Linked DNA regions of Homo sapiens: region 1 is linked to region 2. A link is a contact called in ENCODE Hi-C or POLR2A ChIA-PET data. All regions are on one chromosome and are shown on one strand. The core of a region is the stretch at or near the end of the contact, and the rest is flanking DNA. Distances in the headings are between cores, read along the strand shown. Region 1 overlaps LINC02408 (long intergenic non-protein coding RNA 2408). Region 2 overlaps LOC105369812 (a long non-coding RNA gene).

Region 1 (4,962 bases), core at 921-3,420, 110 kb after region 2:
TTGTAGGTCTCTAAGAACTTGCTTTATGAATCTGGGTGCTCCTGTATTGGATGCATATATATTCAGGATAGTTAGCTCTTCCTGTTGCATTGATCCCTTTACCATTATGTAATGCCCTTCTTTGTCTTTTTTGATCTTTGTTGGTTTAAAGTCTGTTTTATTACAGACTAGGATTGCAACCCCTGCCTTTTTTTTGCTTTCCATTTGCTTGGTAAATATTCCTCCATCCCTTTCTTTTGAGCCTATGTGTGTCTTTGCACGTGAGGTGGGTCTCCTGAATACAGTACACTGATGGGTCTTGATTCTTTATCCAATTAAAAGTCTGTATCTTTTAATTGGGGCATTTAGCCTGTTTACATTTAAGGTTAATATTGTTATGTGTCAATTTGATCCTGTCGTTATGATGCTAGCTGTTTTGCCCGTTAGTTGATGCAGTTTCTTCATAGTGTTGATGGTCTTTACAATGTGGTATGTTTTCGCAGTGGCTGGTACCGGTTGTTTCTTTCCATGTTTAGTGCTTCCTTCAGGAGCTCTTATAAAGCAGGGCGGGTGGTGACAAAATCTCTCAGCATTTGCTTGTCTGGAAAGGATTTTATTTTTCCTTTGCTTATGAAGCTTAGTTTGGCTGGATATGAAATTCTGGGTTGAAAACTCTTTTCTTTATGAATGTTGAATATTGGCCCCCACTCTCTTCCGGCTTGTAGAGTTCTTGCTGAGAGATCTGCTGTTGCTCTGATGGGCTTCCCTTTGTGGGTAACCCAACCTTTCTCTCTGGCTGCACTTAACCTTTTATGCTTCATTTCAAACGTGGTGAATCTGACGATTGTGTGTCTTGGGGTTGTTCTTCTCAAGGAGTGTCTTTGTGGTGTTCTCTGTATTTCCTGAATTTGAATGTTGGCCTGCCTTGCTGGGTTGGGGAAGTTCTCCTGGATAATATCCCGAAGAGTGTTTTCCAACTCAGTTCCATTCTTCCCGTCACTTTCAGTTCCACCAATCATAGACCAAACATAGATTTGGTCTTTTCACATAGTCCCATATTTCTTGAAGGCTTTGTTTGTTTCTTTTCATTTTTTTTCTCTAATCTTGTCTTTTTACTTTCTTTCATTAAGTTGATCTTCAATCTCTGATATCCTTTCTTCTGCTTGATCGATTCGGCTATTGATACTTGTGGATGCTTCACAAAGTTCTTGTGCTGTGTTTTTCAGCTCCATCAGGTCATTTATGTTCTTCTCTAAACTGGTCATTCTAGTCAGCAATTCCTCTAACCTTTCTTCAAGGTTCTTGGCTTCCTTGCATTGAGTTATAACATGCTCCTTTAGCTCAGAGGAGTTTGTTATTACCCATCTTCTGAAGCCTACTTCTGTCAATTCGTCAAACTCATTCTCCATCCAGGTTTGTTCCCTTGTTCGCGAGGAGTTGTGATTCTTTGGAGGAGAAGAGGCATTCTGGTTTTTGGAATTTTCAGCATTTTTGCGCTGGTTTCTCCCCATCTTCATGGATTTATCTACCTTTGGTCTTTGATGTTGGTGACCTTCGGATAGGGCCTCTGAGTGGATGTCCCTTTTGTTGATGTTGATGCTATTCCTTTCTGTTTGTTAGTTTTCCTTCTAACAGTCAGGCCCCTCTGCTGCAGGTCTGCTGGAGTTTGCTGGAGGTCCACTCCAGACCCTGTTTGCCTAGGTATCACCAGCAGAGGCTGCAGAACAGCAAAGATTGCTGCCAGTTCCTTCCTCTGGAAGCTTCATCCCAGAGGGGTGCCTGCCAGGTGCTAGTGAGAGCTCTCCTGTATGAGGTGTCTGTCGGCCCATACTGGGAGGTGTCTCCCAGTCAGGATACATGGGGGCCAGGGAACCACTTGAGGAGTCAGTCTGACCCTTAGCAGAGCTTGAGCGCTGTGCTGGGAGATCTGCTCTCTTCTTAGCCATCAGGCAGGGACGTTTAAGTCTGCTGAAGCTGCACCCACAGCCGCCCCTTCCCCCAGGTACTCTGTCCCAGGGAGATGGGGGTTTTATCTGTAAGTCCCTGACTGGTGCTGCTGCCTTTTTTTCAGAGATGCCCTGCCCAGAGAGGAGGAATCTAGAGAGACAGTCTGGCCACAGTGGCCTTGCTGAGCTGCAATGGGCTCCACCCAGTTTGAACTTCCTGGAGGCTTTGTTTACACTGTGAGGGTAAAACTGCCTGCTCAAGCCTCCTCAGTGGCGGACGCCCCTCCTCCCAGCAAACTCTAGCGTCCTAGGTTGACCTCAGACTGCTGTGCTGGCAGCCAGAATTTCAAGCCAGTGAATCTTAGCTTGCTGGTCTCCATGGGGGTGGGACCCACTGAGCCAGACCGCTTGGCTCCCTGGCTTCAGCCCCCTCTCCAGGGGAAAGAATGATTCTGTCTTGCTGGCATTCCAGGTGGCACTAGGGTATGAAAAAAAAAAAAAAAAAAAAACTCCTGCAGCTAGCTCAGTGTCTGCCCATATGGCGGCCAAGTTTTGTGCTTGAAACCCAGGGCCCTGGTGGCATAGGCCCTGGAAGGAATCTCCTGGTCTGCGGGTTGTGAAGACCATGGGAAAAGCGCAGTATCTGGGCCAGAGTGCACCATTCCTCATGGCAAAGTCCCTCAGGGCTTCCCTTGGCTGGGGGTGGGGGGAATCCCCCTACCCCTTGTGCTTCCCAGATGAGGCAATGCCCCACCCTGCTTTGGCTCGCTCTCCATGGGCTGCACCCACTGTCCAACCAGTCCCAATGAGAAGAACTTGCTACCTCTCTTGGAAATGCAGAAATCACCTGCCTTCTGTATCGATCTCGCTGGGACCTGCAGACCTGAGCTGTTCCTATTCGGCCATGTTGCCAGCAAATATAGAAAAACTTTTGATAAGCTTACTAAGTTCTCTTTTTGCCAATAATATACTTCTTTTCATTTATTCTTTATTTTAATTTGTTTGTTTTTAGAGATTGGGACCCCCTGTGTTACTCAGGCTGGTCTCAAATTCCTGGCCTTAAACGATCCTCCCACCTTGGCCTCCCAGAGTGCTGGAATTGCAGGTGTGAGCCCATCATTTATTCTTTTGAGTTCTCTAGGCATGGGAAAAATAATTTTTCTACTTATTTCCCATTTCTATACTGGATAGTATTTTCTGAAAAGCTGAGTAATACTGGAGATACTGGGTATCCTTGTCATGTTCCCAATGGTAATGAGAATTTTTCTACCATCTCATCATTAGGCATGAGGTTCTTTATGCCTACTTTACTAAGATTTTGTATCTTAAAAAGTCAGGTATGGCTGGGTGCAGTGGCTCATGCCTGTAATCTCAGCACTTTGGGAGGCCGAGGCAGGTGGATCATGAGGTCAGGAGTTCAAGACCAGTGTGGCCATGATGGTGAAACCCCATCTCTACTAAAAATATGAAAATTAGCCAGGCGTGGTGGTGGGTGCCTGTAATACCAGTGAATAGTTTCTACTCAGGAGGCTGAGGCAAAGAATTGCTTGAACCCAGGAGGTGGAGGTTGCAGTAAGCTGAGATTGCGCCACTACACCCCAGCCTGGGCGACAGAGTAAGACTCCATCTCAAAAAACAAAAAAGTCAAGTATATATATCCTTTATGGATATAATTAATTAATTTATTTTTAAGAGACAAGATCTTGCTCTGTCACCCAGGCTGGAGTGCAGTGGTGTAATCACAGCTCATTGCAATCTGGAACTCCCATGCTCAAGAGATTCTCCCACCTCAGCTTCCTGAGTAGCTAGAACTACAGGCATAGGTCACCAGGCCTGTCTAATTTTTTCAATTTTTTGTGAAGACAGGGTCTCACTATGTTGCTCAGGCTGGTTTCAAACTCCTGGCCTCAAGTGATCCTCCTGCCTTGGCCTCCCAGAGTGCTGGGATTATAGGTGTGAGCCACCACACCCAGCCAGGAATAGATTTTTTATCTTGTCAAATGCTTTTATAGCATGTAGGGCCTTGAACTTTTTATTATTTTGTTACTTGACTCATAAACATAAATTATATAAATATATTTATTAACTTTGAACCATTTTTGCATTCTAGAATCTCTTGACTTGGTTATGGTGTAATACTCTTTAATATATTATCCAATTATAGTTGCTAAAATCACACTTAAGATTTTAATGCCAACATTCATAAATGAGCTTGGTCTTTTCTTTTTAGACTCTATTTAGGTCAGATTTATGTATAAATATTATGCTGACTTTGCCGAACAAGCCTTTCTTTTCACAGCCCCTTTTTCCCCCATGCACTCTTGGAAAGTTTAAATAGTATTGAAATTAATTTTTCCTCAAAAGTTTTAAGGATTTCTCTTATGAAACATGGTACTTTTAGGCAATTTAGGATTTTGGTAAGTTTCTCAATTTATCCCATAGTTATCAGTCTGTTTTCTGTCTCTTCATGGTTCAGCTTTGGTGATTTTTTTTTTTCCAAAAAAAATTATTTGTTTTCAGATTTATTTGCTTTCAACGTTGCAAAGACTTTATTAGGAGCCTTCCTATTTCCCATTCCTCAGATTTCTATTGATGGAAGAGAATGTATGAGTATGATATTTCTGACTGCTCTGTCACCCTTGCTGCCTCTCCCCAAGGGAGGGGGAGTGACTTCTCTGGCTGTGAAACTGGGCGCTTAGCTGAACACGAGTGGCTTGGCTTTATCTCTTTCAAAGGAGCTGCTCCTCAGAATTCACATGCTCCCTTTGGTTCAAGGAGACTGGCCTGGCCCTGCAGGGCCTGACTGTGGATTGGACGGTTTTTTATCCAAATTCTCTGGAGTGTTTGGAAGCTCATTGGGTTGCGATTCTAAGCCTTATATTGTAATCAGCTTAACAACAACAGGTCTGACTTTTGATCTTTATTGATTTAATGCCTCACTCTTAGTTCTCCATATTTTCTCGCTTGGGAGGAGGAAAGAGTGGTTTTATTCATTAGGACCTTCAAACCCTTAATATTGATTTTAATAGATGGCTAA
Region 2 (5,010 bases), core at 1,024-3,523:
TCCTTCACTATGAGCTATCATCCCTTGTCATGATCTCTCTTCCAGGACAAGAGCAGAGAAGGGAGTACAAGAAAAGAGGAGTAATTAAGGGTTTAGTGTGATCCTTTTAAAACCCCAGTCCAGAGAGGCTTTAAGAAGCACAGGTTAGGTCCACACTGATTGATATTGTTATCCTTGAAATTGAAAAGAGAATATGGAGAATAATGAAGAGTTAGCAATAATGATGTGGCAATGGGTTATTGGCAAGGTACTTCCAGAAGGTCTTGAAATATGTTTGGCAAGAAACTCACTGATCAGATGAAGAGACCTGTAAAGTGAAATTTGAAGGGAAATAAAGATACTGAGGGAAGTGGGGAGAGGAACTGTGGAACTAGAGATCAAGGAATAAACTGCTATATGATTCATTTGAAAAACAAGGGAGGCCTCTCTGAGATCCCCAGGAGAGACAAGGAAAAGGCACAGGGATAATGCTCACAGGTATGGATGGTGACATATGTTTCATAATTTCAGTTTAGAGAAATTAATATAATTTTTTTCAATTTATTATTTAAAGTACCACCAACACTATTAGGGTGAGACTTACAAGTGGAACCCTCCACCAGAATTCTGCCCTCCAGTTACAGATTTCCAGAAGGTGGAAAGCATTGCAACATTCACATACTATGTTCCATCCCAAGCCTTATGAGGTCTTCAAAACCATACCACAGTATTCTTGGGGGAAAGTGTCTTCATAGAGAATATTTCAGCACTCATTTTAATAATACATCCTTAAGCTGTTCTAATTTGTGCCCATCTCAATGCCAAATTCAAATTTACTTGAAAAAAACAAAAACAAAAACCACTAGTCTAGTTCAACCTCAGAGGTCCTAGGTTTCTTTCCTTGACCACCTCCTATGCTGAGCTTCCATCTTGTCCCTCCTGGCTGGAGCAGTTAGGTTTACCGGAGCCACATAAGTGAGAGCTACCATTGGCCTTACCTTGGAAAGCCCAAGCTTTCTGGCATAAAGGAACTCAGATCCCTTAGGACCCTGGGAATCTCACATGCCTCTGACTCCTTCAAGAGGTGCAGCATCTGTATAACCGAAACGACCACCCTCTACTTCCCTGTCATGTCTTGCTTGGCTCTGGAGAGCACAGAGGGGAGGCTTCTGTGGATCACCCCTCCACCTTGTATACACACCTCCTAGAATTGGTGTCTCACTGCCTAATTATGTGCCAATGGCTCTGATCTGTAAACAGGATATTGATATTAGATCTCACATAGTTTAAGCTTCTGCCAGTAGAATTTAGCTACCTTCCCGATATCTTCCTGCTATGTCAGAAAGCACAGCTCCTAAGCCCTCAGTACGGTAGTCCATGGTTTAAACTGAGGGAAAGGACTTGATCAGCTGATACTAGTGCAAGAACCTGGCTGAAAGAGATCATGAAGGCCCTGAGCATCTGCTTACAGGCCTTCCCTTTTCAGTTTTCAAAATGTTCAAAAGGGTGGAGGGCCCTGGCTTCTCTCTTATCCATGGAATGCCTTTTCTGGTGCCTTTTCTTACTGTCTCTGGCCTGACATGCTTGGGTCAGGTCAGAGAAGGGCTTTGCCTTAATGGCATGTTTATCTTCAAATCTCTCTTAGTATCCACTAAGCCTATAGGTCTTTGATTCTCTAAGGTTCATGGGAAACAGCTAAGGAGTGCTAGGGAAGATCTACTCAGGATCTGCTCTTACCCCATTATGATGCTAGCCATCTAGCAGAACTTGCACAGTATTTAAAAATGAACAATGTCAACTCTGCTTCTTCCAGGCAGTTCTGAACTGGGGATGAACGTTCACATGCCTCAAAGGTCTTATATAATTTGGTTTCTAAAGAAATTAGCACTCCAGGTATTTGATATCATGATCATCCTTTTTACCAATTACTCGATAGTGTCTGGAGCCCCCAAGATCCCTTGTGACCTTTGTCTAAAACTGAGAAAACCCACTGAGTGAGCAGCAAAACTGTCTTCTCCTTTTACCTCTTAGCATCTGAATCTGATACTTATCACTCTTTAAAACCTAAACCAAAATCCATTGTCTCTGGTAAGCAGTGTTGGGCATTCTGAATCTAGAATTTGGGTTCGAGTTTCCTTTGGTGTCTATTTAAAAAAAACAATTGTTCATGCAAGTCTAAATGTTATCTGAATTTTTATTCTTCACAGTGCATGTGCTGTGGGGCTCAGAGATACTAAGTGTGATGTTTTAAACGGTTACTCTTAGAAAGAGTGACTCATCTCAACTTTCCCTAAGTGGTCATGTATTTTGCATATCTATTCTAGAATGCTCTAGGCCCATGGGCAATGCACATTGCACTCACAGAGGGCATACACTTGGCATCTGCCTTAGAATACTCTCCTTAGCCACATCTTTATCTGCTTGACTACAAAACTGAAACTTTCCGTGCTGTTGGGGATCTGTTTTAGACACTCTCGAGTTAAAATGAACGAGCCAGTGCTTGAATATTTCCTCTTCCTGTTTGTGTAGCCTTCTGCACATAGGTAGCGATGGTAACTGCCCAAGTGTGTTGCCATTACATCTGGACTTGCAGATGCAGAGCAGGCCCTATGGATCCAGCTCCCTCTCACAGATACCCTGGGTTTGATGTGCTCTTCTCTCATCGGACTCCCATACCCACCCCCAGTTTTTCCCTGACTCTCATTCACATCTGTAGGAGTGGGCGGGAGGCTTTAGCACTTAGGCCACAGAATCTGAAGCCAGGATGAGGGCACAGGTGCTGGCTCTCAAGTGTCCTTAAAGACTCCCTAACCAGCACCACTGAGCTCTAAGTATCTCCTTTCCTTGTGGCTTCTTCCATCCTGGCCTTTCTAGATCCTGTGGGTTGAGGTCTGAAGTTTTTGTCCAGCATGATCTACTTCCTGGAAGGCTGAAGACCACACAGATCCTGGGCTGATTCAGCTTCCCAACCTTCTCCAAGTGGCTTCTACCACTGGGATACCAAAAAGGGGTTGTCCACTGAGTTTTGGTTGTCAACCAAATTCAACCACCAATTTTGCCTATTCCCTTCCCTTCCATAGCCATAGGATGTTACCAGATGGTGATATAGTTTGCATGCTTGTCCCTGCCAAAATCTCATGTTGAATTGTATCCCCAGTGCTGGAGGTGGGGCCTGGCGGGGGGTGTTTGGGTCATGGGGGTGGATCCTTCATGGCATGGTGCTATCTTTACCATAGTGAGTGAGTTCTCACGAGATCTGATTGTTTAGAAATATGTGGTACTTCCCCTCCCCGCACCCTCTCTCTCTCTTGCTCTTGCTTTTGCCACATGATGTGCCTGGTCCCCCTTCACCATCCATCATGATTGTAAGTTGCCTGAAACCTCTTAGAAGCTGAGCAGAGGCCAGCACCATGCTTCCTGTAAAGCCTGCAGAATCGTGAGCCAATTAAACCTCTTTTTTTTTTTTTTTTTAAATAAATCACCCAGTCTCAGGTATTTCTTTATAGCAATGCAAGAATGGCCTAACACAGATAGTCGTCTTTTTCCTTCTTTAGGTACCACCTCTCCCCGACCCCCTAACCTCTCCAATGCTAGCAAGTGTGATTCTTAAAGCTTAATTGGCACCATGGGCATGGTATAATCCATGCCTATAGGTCTGGTGCAGGATGAGTCCTCCTCTACACTGGTCCTCAGTGCCCTAGTGGGACCTTGAAGTTCCTGAATTTCCATTCCTTCTTTTCCTGTTTAATGTTATTAAGTGAAAGAAATAAGAGGGCGATCTCTGGTATGTAGCCAGAGTTCCTGCTGCAGCTTCCTTCTTAGAAATTACCTAAGAACCGCTTCATATGTTTTTCCCTCTCTCCTGTCTTTTTTTCTACTGCATTCTATAACAAGGTTTCCAGACTCGGTTTATCAGCAGAGATCATTCTCCTTCCCTTCATATCTGATTGGAAATTAGACCTGCACAGTCCTGTGGCTGTTGGCATTCAGGAAGGCTGGCTGGAGAGTCTTTACTGTTCTGAGCCTGACAGGAGGCAGTGTTTGCCTTGAGGCCATCAGAGACCTCAGATACCTCAGAAAGCCGAGGCTGTCTACCAGCTGCCTTCTCCCATCTACACCTGGCCCCTACCATTCTTCGTTCTTGTAGCATCTCAGAGGTGTGACCCAGCCAGGGTCAGAAGGTTCCCTCCCCAACCCCCACCTCCTCCTCCCACCCACCTCCACCCCAAGTGCTGGAGCAGTGCATCCTGGAATAGTTTCAGCTTTTTGTAACAAACAGCTTTAGCAAATGTGTGGCCTGCAACTCCAATTGGTGGTTCTGATACATGGACCTAGTTTTCAAAACATTTATATACCCAGGAATTTTCACATGTACATGTACAACTTGATGGATCATCAGAAACTAAATATTCCTGTGTAACCAGAACCCCAGTAAAGAAGCAGAATATTACCAGCATCCCAAAGCTTCCTTAATCCTCCTTTCTAGTCACTCTGGATTTCTAGCAGCATGGATAGCTTTACCTGTTTATAGATCTTATACTGATGGAAGCAAATTCATAGTTTATACAATTTTGTGTCTGACTTTGGTGCAACATTATGTTTGTTCAATACATCTATATCATTGCATGTGGTCATAGATCATGCATTTCATATATTGTGTAGTGTATGTGTGAATATACCACATAAAAAATCCATTTTACTATTTTTCTCCATTTTTTGCTCCAGATTTTGGCCATTACAAACAGTGCTGTTGTGAATGTTGTGCCTGCCTGTCTTCCAGCTGGACATAGGTAGGTGTTTCTGTTGGGTGGTATGCAGAAGTGAAAATGCTGGGTCATGATATATGCACATGCAGCTTTGGAAGATACTGCCAAATAGTTTTTCAAAGTGTATGAGAGTTTCAGTTCCTCCCCATCCTCGCCCACACTTGGTATTTTCTGCATTTTTATTGTAGCCATACTGGTGGGTGTGTGGTGGTATCTCACTGTGGTTTGAATTTGAATTTCATTTTGAGTGGCTCTGTGGCAGCTC

The links. Hi-C counts contacts between places; a loop is a spot of excess contacts on that map. ChIA-PET counts read pairs that join two places held with the same protein, here RNA polymerase II (POLR2A). Pooled maps may share reads with other maps.
Region 1: a loop to region 2 is called in a pooled map, with 2.4 times the contacts of the local background. The contact joins two enhancer-like sites. A Hi-C loop is called at or near these places in 2 of 37 single-sample maps with no recorded cell type and 3 of 50 pooled maps. POLR2A ChIA-PET finds 5 or more read pairs at or near these places in 2 of 52 experiments (activated CD8-positive, alpha-beta T cell and naive thymus-derived CD4-positive, alpha-beta T cell).

What each region holds. Positions count from the first base shown.
Region 1 is chr12:67,553,346-67,558,307 of GRCh38, forward strand. All of the region lies in intron 2 of LINC02408 (long intergenic non-protein coding RNA 2408), which reads left to right. Among named protein-coding and RNA genes, the nearest start is that of LINC02442, 34 kb to the right of the region's middle. RefSeq lists enhancers at 1,706-2,207, 2,208-2,707. Within about 2 kb of position 2,171, at least 4 of the 41 ENCODE cell types and tissues checked have a DNase peak (open chromatin) inside an H3K27ac peak, as active enhancers do.
Region 2 is chr12:67,447,403-67,452,412 of GRCh38, forward strand. LOC105369812 (a long non-coding RNA gene) reads left to right here. Exons shown (of 5, transcript XR_001749186.2): 4 at 4,705-4,769. Among named protein-coding and RNA genes, the nearest start is that of LINC02420, 7.3 kb to the left of the region's middle. RefSeq lists a silencer at 974-1,158. Within about 2 kb of position 2,274, at least 4 of the 41 ENCODE cell types and tissues checked have a DNase peak (open chromatin) inside an H3K27ac peak, as active enhancers do.